Regions from separate parts of the Homo sapiens genome. Here all the other regions are linked to region 3. A link is a contact called in ENCODE Hi-C or POLR2A ChIA-PET data. All regions are on one chromosome and are shown on one strand. Each heading gives the region's core, a stretch centred on a gene start or an enhancer-like site at or near the end of the contact. The rest is flanking DNA. Distances are from core to core; before and after follow the strand shown. Region 1 overlaps RAD51B (RAD51 paralog B). Region 2 overlaps LOC105370547 (a long non-coding RNA gene). Region 3 has its middle 170 kb from the start of RAD51B-AS1.

Region 1 (3,330 bases), core at 462-2,961, 230 kb before region 3:
ACTCCTGATCTCAGGTGGTCCACCTGCCTCGGCCTCCCAAAATGCTGGGATTACAGGCATGAGCCACCATGCCCAGCCTCAGGACATCCTTTTTAACGGGCTTGTACCACATGATTGGGAGTTTGAATGTTAGTAACCATGATAGAAGATCTCCACTCCAAGGGCATCACCGTGGGAGGAAGCCTGCCCCTACTTACCATGTAAATATTTAGCCATTTCAATATATTTGTTCTGGACTTGTTCTTCTTATGTGTGTCTCCTGTGTTGAGTCTGTTTAATTGTAGGTTATTATTGTGTGTCTATATTGATGTCATTTCTTTAAGTACAGACACAGACAGCATTGCTTCAGCTGCCCCCACCCCTCCTTTTAAAAATAACACCTTACACAATATCCCTTCCTTGAGGACATCAAATAAATAACTTTTGTTCAAGAGCATATCTGATGAGGTGGCTAACTTGGAAATTTGTTCCTAGGCAGACCTTGTGACCTCTGTTTCAATACATAGTGAGTGGCCTTTGCTCCCATTTTATGCTACAGATTCACTCTGGAGATAGAATTGGTTGCACCTCTCCAGGCAGTGAGTTTGGAGAGCCCTTGGTGGTTAGGATGCCATTTGTGCTGGTGGCACAGAAATACAAGCAGTAAGCCCAGAGTTGCTTACTCTCCACTGGAGGTTTCTCAGAGGCTGGGGGGGACCCGAGACTCCTCTGCTTCAACTCCGCTCTACTATATGCCACTGGAAGTGTAGCTGAGGCTGAAGGGTATCAATGTTGGTATTTATCAGGTTGGACTCCCCCAAGTGCCCTATTTTCATACCTCCAAGGAGCAAGTGATTCAACAGAACTGTTTTCTTGGCCTCAAATGAGTCTAAGAAGGGGAAATCACTTAATACCAGCCGTCTGTGAGGGACCGATCACAAAGCTGTGTCTTTCTAATCCTCCTTGTAAATCAAAGGGAGGGGAATCCCCAGAGCCCAGGAGTACACATGAATAGAAAGCACCACAGGTAATAAAAACACCTAAAAAGGTCAGCAGAAACTCGGGGAGCTGCTGGAAATTCACCTCCTCTGCCTTTCTATGGGACTCAGTGGGCAGTGATCAGGTAGCAGGCAAGGATACCCAACTACACACCAAAGCAACTTGGCCACAGGACACGTACAGTGCAGCAGAAGGCTGGTAGGATAGTTTCTTCCACATCCATGTGAACCTCAGAGTCATCTGACCATTGGCCTTGTTCTCTTCCAGGTTCTAGCTGGCCAGAGACTTTTTTGGCCTCATACTAACTGCAAAATTGCACACAGTTGGCGAATACACCACTGGAAGCCACTGTGGCTGCATTGTCACAGTTCACCAATTGTGCATGTTATTTCCTGCAGTGGGCCCAAGATCACTGACAGGATGCCGTCGGGGTTGGGCTGAAGGTGGAAACAGCACACTAGCTTGCTGTTTGTGGCCTCTTTACAACTGCCGGCCCCATCTGAGATCCGGAACCAACACGTGCTAACCTCAGCCCATTGGGGCCAGTGGGGCAGCCAGCAGTGGAACCATAGCTCTCCACACCTATGTCTATGGCACGGTAGCTGCCGGCCCACAGTTTCCACTGCATCCCCTTGCATGTGCACCCCAAGAGAAGTAGGCCAAAGAGAAAGCTGCCTTAGGGAGCCACATGGTTATCTTGTGTGTTTACTTTTGCCAAATGGCAGACACAATTCTACTTCAATGCATTTTTCTGAACTCAGTGGTCAAAAGTAGCACGGAAGCACTACTTGCGTCAGCCCCCTCTGTGATTGAGCGAGTGTGTGCTTGTGCAAAGCTGAGGAGATTTTTTTTCACCTCCTCCTTCTGCATTCCCTCAGACTGAGCCACTCTCTTCTTTAGGGGCTCCCCTACTAGGCAGAGTGTTTCTCTAGCTTTGCCTGTGGATTTCACAGTGAAATCTACAGAAGACAGTTTTCCTCAGGGCTGATAATAAGAGGTATGAACTTATTAAGATTGGAAGCATTCTCACCATAAACACAAATTATTTCAAGTTGCTCCTTCATCCCCTTTTCCTTGGCCACTGCCATTGGTTCTGTGTAGGATGGATTTCTTAAGGTTGAAGATAAGCAATGCAAAGGTGGAATTTTGAGTACAGCACTCATCCTAATGTGGGTGAAATATATGAAACATTTATTCTAAGCAGACTGCTACATTAACAGTTGTTATACATTCATTCTCTGCATATCTTTTGTGGACTCAACACTTTTAGGTACAGAGAGGTTAGGAGAATTTCCCAGAATTGCACAGCAGGTTAGTGACAGTGCCAGAAATAAAAGTCTGCCTGACTCCCACACCCATGTTTTCTTCAAGCCAAATTGAAGTTTGGCCTCTTCTCCACAAATATTTCACAAGAAAAATTCCCCACAGCCTTTCAGAATTTCCCAGAAAACAATTGTTGTGCAGTCCTTCAAGATGGAAATGGCAGGCTGGAATATTGAAACCTTATCAGCTTTTATTCTAGAACTGACAGTTGATATTTTCTGAGCTGAAGCTAAGATAAAAGTTTATTTTTGTGTTTTTTTTTTTTAATCGTGGAATGATTTTTGATTTTCCAGAGCATGGCAAAACTAAGCCAGCAAATACTAAAACCACATTTGTTTTTGTGACGCTCAAACTCCGTAACAAATATTGGGTATCTCTATACAAAGCTGGATGTGGACAGGAAGGGTTTGGGATGGGGAGAGGCATGCGTCTGGGAGCGTGGCCTTTCTGGACCTACCCTGTTCTCACTCTCTTCCTTCTGCCTCTTGCCCTCATTGCTTTCCTTATTCTCTTTCTTCCTCTTGTCTCCTTCTCACCTCCAGCTCCTACCACAGCAGACAGGTTGGGGCAGACACCGTCATGGTTGGGGAGCAGGAGGACAGCATGGGGAAAACCACTCCAGGCCTTTCTCTCAAACCTTAGTGATGAAAGGACTCAATGGACCTGAACAATTTCTCACAGGAAAGTTCCGGTCTCTGTCTCCTTAAAAGCAAGGCATTCAGTAACCCTTAACAGAGCCAGGATTAAAACTTGAATTTCTGACTTATCCCAGGCCTCTGTTTGGATAGAAAGGCTAGGTCACTGTCATATATGGCAATTAGGATCACTTCAGATACAAAAGTAACATTTTTAAAGCTGTGCCTTAAGCAGAGAGACCATTTTTAGTACAAAAAGGAAAAAAAGATTAACTGTGCCTTCAGAGCTGATGAAAGGCAGAGCCTCGTCACTTTGAAAGCATTGGATTTAGTGCCAGGCGGGTTGGTGAGTAGACTCAGCACCCACATTCTCTTCTTGCGTCTCTCTCTGGCC
Region 2 (3,443 bases), core at 2-2,501, 220 kb after region 3:
GGTAGTAAATCCTGCTGACACAGGGTCCCCCACAGCTATGGGTCTATCCTTCCTCTGGTGTGGCAAGACTACATTTTCAGGAAGCTGCTGGGCAGAATGAAGCAACTCAAAGCTCAGGAGAAGTGTCTACGTGCCTTTTAGGGTTGGGGTTTAACCCAGCACTCAGGGATTTCCCAGCATGCAGACAAAGGCACTGACAGTTACAGCAGAAGCTGGAAGGGTGAGTCAAGCCAGGACTCAGCACGCTTGAACCCATCCACAGCTCCCACTCACATCATCCCACACTCCCTTTTCACATTTACTCCAAGCATCTGGAGCCCCAAGCTCCTGTGCCTCAACCCATGCCCTCAGTAACAGTATCCATTGCCAAGCCAGAATTGACTCCGGGCCCACCTTGCCACTCACTCAGAGTCTGTGAGGAGTGGGCACCGCACGCAGCCGTGAAACAGGCCAACTCACAGGTGGGCTCCCCACTGCACGTCTTGTCCGAAAAGACACCCCTCAGCCCCATCAGTGTTGACTTTGCATTGCGCCATTAGATTATTTCTTTCAGCTCTTCTTAAGACAAATGGCTGGCTGTTGGGAGGCTGGCCAGGGTTAAGGTGGAGCCTCAATGTGGCCATTTTCACAGCCCCGGCAAAGCCTGTGGTTGATGCCAAACCCCCATTGAACTGAATAGAATGGAGGAAAGCTAACCAACCCACCAGAATAATAATCACTAATGCTATGGAGTGATCACACAGCAAGACTGTTCTAAGTGTTTTATGTGTATTCATTTATTTTTACCTCATCATAAGTACTATTATTTTTCTATTTTATAGATGAGAAAACTGAAACAAGGTCACAAACCAGATGATCTAAAGGGTAGCCACTACTGCCTCCTAAAGAACCCCAATCAGGAATCCCAGATTAATTTGCCCAGCATCCTGTTTGGAAACCACATGTCCACCCTGCAACTGTACCTGGCTTGTGTCCCACAAGGAGGAAGATGCAGGGGACTCCGGAAGCTAAGGAGGTAGACATGGGGTTTACTTGGGTTAATGTGGCCGGGGAGTCAGGAGACCTTGATTCCCATTCTGGCTCTGCCCCTATCCGCATGAGGATGGCCAACTGTTCCAACCATGGGTTCCACTCTCCTCATTGCTCAGCCACCAGGTTTCCAGGTCCCTCAGGCCCCTGCACATCCTCAGATATCTGAAGAACAGTGATCGGTGTGACGACAGGGCCCCTTCACAGAACGAACTTGACAAAGAACCACTCACCGCACACACGAGCCTTAGAATGCACGTGTCAGTGTTTTGGGAAATATGTGCTGTTTTGAAATGTGTCTGGGCCATGAGCAAGTTTGGGGGGAGACAGGATAGGAGCTTTTCTTCCAGTTAATGAAGTGAGGCTTCATGGAGGAAGAAGATTTTCTTAGTCACATTTCCTGTTTCACACTGACCTTTTAAAAGGAAACCCACAAGTGAACCTGTGCTAGGGCCTGCTTGCAAAATCTACCCACAGGTATAATAAAGATGATCTAAATAAAGCCCACAGTAGGCCAAGCTTAACCTGAATCAGTGGAAATAATAAGATCACTAAGAAGGGCTGATGGCCTGAGATAAGAGACATGGTGGTGCTCCGTATACTGTAAATAGAAGTGACACGTGAGAGATTTAATGATTATTAAACAGGAATCTAAGCAGAGAGGCAGAGATAAACCATGCAATCTTTTCATCAGTCTCTAGGTACTCAGGGCTTAGCCACTCATTATAAAATGGAGACTCTAAAAAATTAGGAGAGATGGATGCAGTGATTTCAAAAGAAGTTGTGTTGATTGGGTTATAAAATTAATTATGGGAATTAAGATTACTTATCTGCAGAGGAAAAGACCAAGAGATAACTGAAGAACTTAAAGTTGGTAAGGGGCCGGGCTCGGTGGCTCATGCCTATAATCCCAACACCTCAGGAGCCTGAGACGAGAGGACTGCTTGAGCCCAGTTGTTCAAGGCTAGCCTGGGCAACACAGTGACACCCCGCATTTACAAAAATATTTTTTTTGTCCTCAGATTTGGTAGTGTGTGTTTCTAGTCCCAGCTACTAGGGTGGCTAAGACAGGAGGACCGCTTGAGCCTGGGAGGTTGAGGCTGCAATGTGCTGTGATCACACCACTGCACTCCAGTCTGGGTGACGGAGCAAAAGTCCATCTCAGAAAAAAACCAAAAAGTTGGTAAGGAATCAATTATTGGATGACACATTGCCATATCTACTGAGCACAGAATGACAGGCCCAAACAACAGCAGACAGATATGGGATGCTCAAGGATGTCCCAGAGATGGCCAGGTATGGTGGCTCACGCCTGTAATCCCAGCACTTTGGGAGGCCAAGGCAGGCAGATCACTTGAGGTCAGGAGTTCGAGATCAGCCTGGCCAACATGGTGAAATCCTGTCTCTACTAAAAATACAAAAACTAGCTGGGTATGGTGGCGCATGCCTGTAGTCCTAGCTACTCTGGAGGCTGAAGCAGGAGAATCACTTGAACCCGGGAGGCAGAGGTTCCAGTGAGCTGAGATCACACCACTGCACTCCATCCTGGGCAACTGAGCGAGACTCCAACTCAAAAAAAAAAAGAAAAAAAAAAGAATGTCCCAGAGATACCTGCAGAACGGTTGCTAAGGCCACCCAAGTCCAGGGGAGCTTCACCATCAGGCAGCACCCATCGCCATGGCTGTTTACATTAACTCAGGGAAGACGCCACAGAAATGTTAAGTTTTGAAAGCTTTGTTTTGTTTTGTTTTATTACTTTTTCATTTTAAAAAATATGGAATGCTTCACAAATTTGCGTGTCATCCTTGCTCAGGGGCCATGCTAATCTTCTCTGTACTGTTCCAATTTTAGTACATGCACTGCCAAAGCGAGCACTGTTTTGTTTTGTTTTAAACAAGGAGGCCTGGAATTGGGCTGAAGTTAAAAAAAAAATCATACAAAGGAAACGGTAATTATGTTAACAAAAATAGAGTGGGGAATAGGGTTAGGCCATGACAGGCAATGATCCTAAGAGCTAGAGATCTCTCCCACCCCAACAGAGAGAGACAGAGAGACAGACAGAGAGAGAGAGAGGGAGACAGAGACAGAGAGAGAGACACACACAGAGAGAGAGAGACACACACGCACACACACAGAGAGAGAGAGACACACACACACACACACACAGAGAGACACAGAGAGAGAGAGAGACAGAGACAGAGACAGAGAGAGAGAACCCTAAGGTATTAATATTCCTGACTTGAATACCTCAGGCTTTTCCCAGCCAACTTCCACGTTGCTCTCCTATCCGTCTCCACACCTAATTCTTCTACCAAACCCTTCTGTCCACCCCAGGAGATTGTGAACTCAGGCACCAAATCCAACAAGCTCCCCGAGGAACTTACAACAGTCTGTTTTACAGAGAAGTAAATGTT
Region 3 (2,987 bases), core at 36-2,535:
CACCCAGTCTCCACCTCCCTCCCATCCAAGGACACTGAGGCCCAGAGAGATGCTCATCTAAAGCTGGTCTGGAATCCTGGTCCCACTCTCGGTCAGGTGCTCTTTCTCTCCCTGGTGACTTGAGGCTGTGAGTAGAGTTGGGAAAGGTAAAGGAGTCTGAATTCTGCTGAACTAGTGCTTTGGGACACCTCTAGGAGTGGAAGAAATGGTCAGATTTACAGGCAGCATAAAGTGAAATGCTGAAGTGGACAGAGGAATGATCCGGGCCAGCCTGGGCATTCTCATGGCCTACAGGACAGAGCGCTTCTCTGAGGCTGGAAGGGTTACTGCAGCCTTCACTTGGCACCCACAGCCCTGAGACATGGAAAGAAGGGAAACAGGTACCAAATCCCACAAGCCTCAGAGATGATTTCTCACTGCTTTGAATATGAAACCTCTGAAATCTGGTCAAGCTCCCAGAATCACCCTAGGGGGTGACAGGAATTTTGGTTAAGCCCGTATTATCTGATAAGTGGAACACTAACCTGGCTTTACTTCCTATTTTGATGATGGCTACCTTCCAGAACCTTCTTTCATGGAAAACATGAAAAATATTCTGGGAGAATTGCTATTAAATAACCTCTGCTGTTTAAAAACAAGGCCAGACCAGCAGACCTTGCTCTCAGCAGGACACATGTAAGAACTAGTCTACAATAAAGAAGCTATTAAGGCGTGTTCAGAGAATTAGAGAGTGTTGGAGCTGAGAGGGAAATTGGAGTTCAGCTAGGCCAGGCTTTCATTTTACAGATAGGGAAACTGAGGCCTCAGGGCATATCCAAAGTGATCTAGGGGGCATAGGGAGTCCAGGATTTGCTTGACTATCTCATTCTTCACAAGGCCACTGTTCCCCTTTTGGGTTGATATTGTAATTCATTCATTCATTCATTCATTCATTCAGTTTTTACTACCTCCTATGTGTCAGATGCTTCTAGGCACTGCTAATTTTGTTTCTTTGAAGTTTCTAGAGGTGGAATAAAACAGACACATTTCTGTGGACTACATTAAAGAAGGAAAGGACTTTTCCCCCCAAAATCTAGGTTTGGGGAAAGTCTGGTGACTTTTGTGAGCCTGGGGCATCTTTGGGAAACGCCTGCCCTCTTGAGTGTGCCTTTCAGATGAGTGCGAAATATCATTGTCAGATAAAGGGGTGACTTGCCTAGGCTGCCCCCACTTGCAGTGACCCCCACTCCCAACAGCCACCTGGCAGTGTGGCCCAAAGGAATCTGGAAGTGAACATCAGCAGAGATTCTCTGGATCCAAATTTGAGTGAGGGCTGGCGGGAACCCAGACTAGCTGGAGGCTGCAGATTGCATGGGTCTCTCCGTCTGTTTCTCATCATTCTCCTCCTACGGTTTGCTTGTCAGTCCTTTGCTCTTGTTTACCTCTATGTGGATAATTCCTCGATTATAAATCAGAGAACTTGGCACTGAGTTCTGGATTATCTGTGATCTTTAACTTTCCCAGGGCAAAAGAAATTAAACCAGCAAATCTCTTTGTTTCTCATGGTTCAGCATCCAAATCATGGAAGTGCGGGTCTGTGTAGAGTGAGACAGCCTAAGCCCACCTCTGCCCTGGCCCCCACACTCTAGGTGAGCAGTCATGCATGCATGCATTCATTTATTCACTCAACAAATATTCAGTGAGCACCCATGTGGCAGCCTCTCTTCTAGAAACTGGAGATACAGGGTTAAAAAAAGGACACTGTTCCTTCTTACCCTGTTTGCATCTTAGTATGGATGACAGTAAGCAAACAAACCAACAAACATACATACTAGTGATAAATGCCTTGAGAAAGGAAGCAGGTTAAGAGATGGCAGTGAGGGGTGCACTATTTTACACACAGTGGGGTCAGGAAGACCTCTCTGAAGAGGTGACATTTGAGCAGAGATTGGATGAAGAGAGAGTAAGCAATGTTCAATCCAGAAAGAACATTTCAAGCAGAAGGAATAGCAAGTGCAAAGGCCTGGAATAGGAACAAGTGTGATGTGTTTGGGGAACAGTAAGGAAGCCAGAGACTGGAGTAGAGTGAAAAAAGGGGACAACTGTGATACATTAGGTCAGAGCAGTGGGCAGGGGCCAGCCATGGAAGTGGTGACTTTGGGTTTTGTTCTGAGCTTCACAGGATGTCCTTGGAGGTTTTGGAGGAGAGTGATGCAGCAAAGATGAACATTCAGAGGCTATAGAGAGGCTCATGGAACAACAATGGGCCAGCTTGGGTTAAACACTGGCATTCAGACACATGGCAATGGTAGCTGCACCTCATGGGTGGTGCTTCCAGTGGGAACTGTTGAGAGCTACATGTTTCGACAGGGTGAGGCTGGGCCTGGGAGCTCACTACCTCTACCAATTAGTGTTAAGCCCAGAAAAAGGAAATGCTGCAGTTTAAATTGTAGGGTTGGAACCTGTGAGTCATATAAGCCCCAGCCAAATGGGCCATGGTGGGCTCTGGGAAGTTACTGGTGCAGGGTCTGAAGCCCCCAGCTGGGCTGTTTGGCCACCCATGGGGGCTTCCAGACACATTCGGAAGAAGCAGACTCAAATACAGACCCCACCTTTGGGGTCTGGCTTTATTTTTGGCTGACTGTATACTGTCTGGTCAGTTTCCTTCCCAGTGTCTTTTACTTTGGAAAAGGCAGGCCACCTCACAGGGGAGCAGAGAGAAAGGGGGAAACACATGGATTTGGGGCTCAATCAGCCCCACAACACAACCCTCACCTCATCACTTCGCTGGCTTTTGGAAAAGCTACTGAACCTCCCAGAGCTGCCAGCCACATGTGGCTGTTCACATTTAAATCAATTTAAGTGAAATAAAATTTTAAAATTTTGTTCCTCAGTTTCACTTACCACATTTCAAGGGCTGAATAGCAACATGGGGCTTGTGGCTATCTATTGGACGTGAGATGTAGAAGATTTCCCTTATGGCAGGAAGCTCTGTTGAACAGTTTCAT

What was found. Hi-C counts contacts between places; a loop is a spot of excess contacts on that map. ChIA-PET counts read pairs that join two places held with the same protein, here RNA polymerase II (POLR2A). Pooled maps may share reads with other maps.
Region 1: a loop to region 3 is called in a map of OCI-LY7, with 3 times the contacts of the local background. The contact joins two enhancer-like sites. A Hi-C loop is called at or near these places in 9 of 168 maps with a recorded cell type or tissue (B cell, CD4-positive, alpha-beta T cell, CD4-positive, alpha-beta memory T cell and 5 more), 13 of 37 single-sample maps with no recorded cell type and 13 of 50 pooled maps. POLR2A ChIA-PET finds 5 or more read pairs at or near these places in 10 of 52 experiments (B cell, CD4-positive, alpha-beta T cell, CD4-positive, alpha-beta memory T cell and 7 more).
Region 2: a pooled map shows a loop between it and region 3 (5-fold over the local background). The contact joins two enhancer-like sites. A Hi-C loop is called at or near these places in 2 of 168 maps with a recorded cell type or tissue (GM12878 and endothelial cell of umbilical vein), 2 of 37 single-sample maps with no recorded cell type and 5 of 50 pooled maps. POLR2A ChIA-PET finds 5 or more read pairs at or near these places in 4 of 52 experiments (CD8-positive, alpha-beta memory T cell, MCF 10A, activated B cell and 1 more).

Annotation. Positions count from the first base shown.
Region 1 is chr14:68,282,205-68,285,534 of GRCh38, forward strand. All of the region lies in intron 7 of RAD51B (RAD51 paralog B), which reads left to right. Among named protein-coding and RNA genes, the nearest start is that of RAD51B-AS1, 400 kb to the right of the region's middle. RefSeq lists enhancers at 1,161-1,230, 2,967-3,016, 3,067-3,126, 3,287-3,330. Within about 2 kb of position 1,712, at least 18 of the 41 ENCODE cell types and tissues checked have a DNase peak (open chromatin) inside an H3K27ac peak, as active enhancers do; they include B cell, GM12878 and OCI-LY7, where a contact is called at or near this core.
Region 2 is chr14:68,733,125-68,736,567 of GRCh38, forward strand. LOC105370547 (a long non-coding RNA gene) reads left to right here. Exons shown (of 4, transcript XR_007064227.1): 3 at 822-1,015; 4 at 3,364-3,443. It also overlaps the pseudogene RNU6-921P. Among named protein-coding and RNA genes, the nearest start is that of RAD51B-AS1, 49 kb to the left of the region's middle. RefSeq lists an enhancer at 3,171-3,443. Within about 2 kb of position 1,252, at least 11 of the 41 ENCODE cell types and tissues checked have a DNase peak (open chromatin) inside an H3K27ac peak, as active enhancers do.
Region 3 is chr14:68,510,971-68,513,957 of GRCh38, forward strand. It overlaps a transcript of RAD51B not described here. Among named protein-coding and RNA genes, the nearest start is that of RAD51B-AS1, 170 kb to the right of the region's middle. RefSeq lists an enhancer at 1-1,696. Within about 2 kb of position 1,286, at least 9 of the 41 ENCODE cell types and tissues checked have a DNase peak (open chromatin) inside an H3K27ac peak, as active enhancers do; they include B cell, GM12878 and OCI-LY7, where a contact is called at or near this core.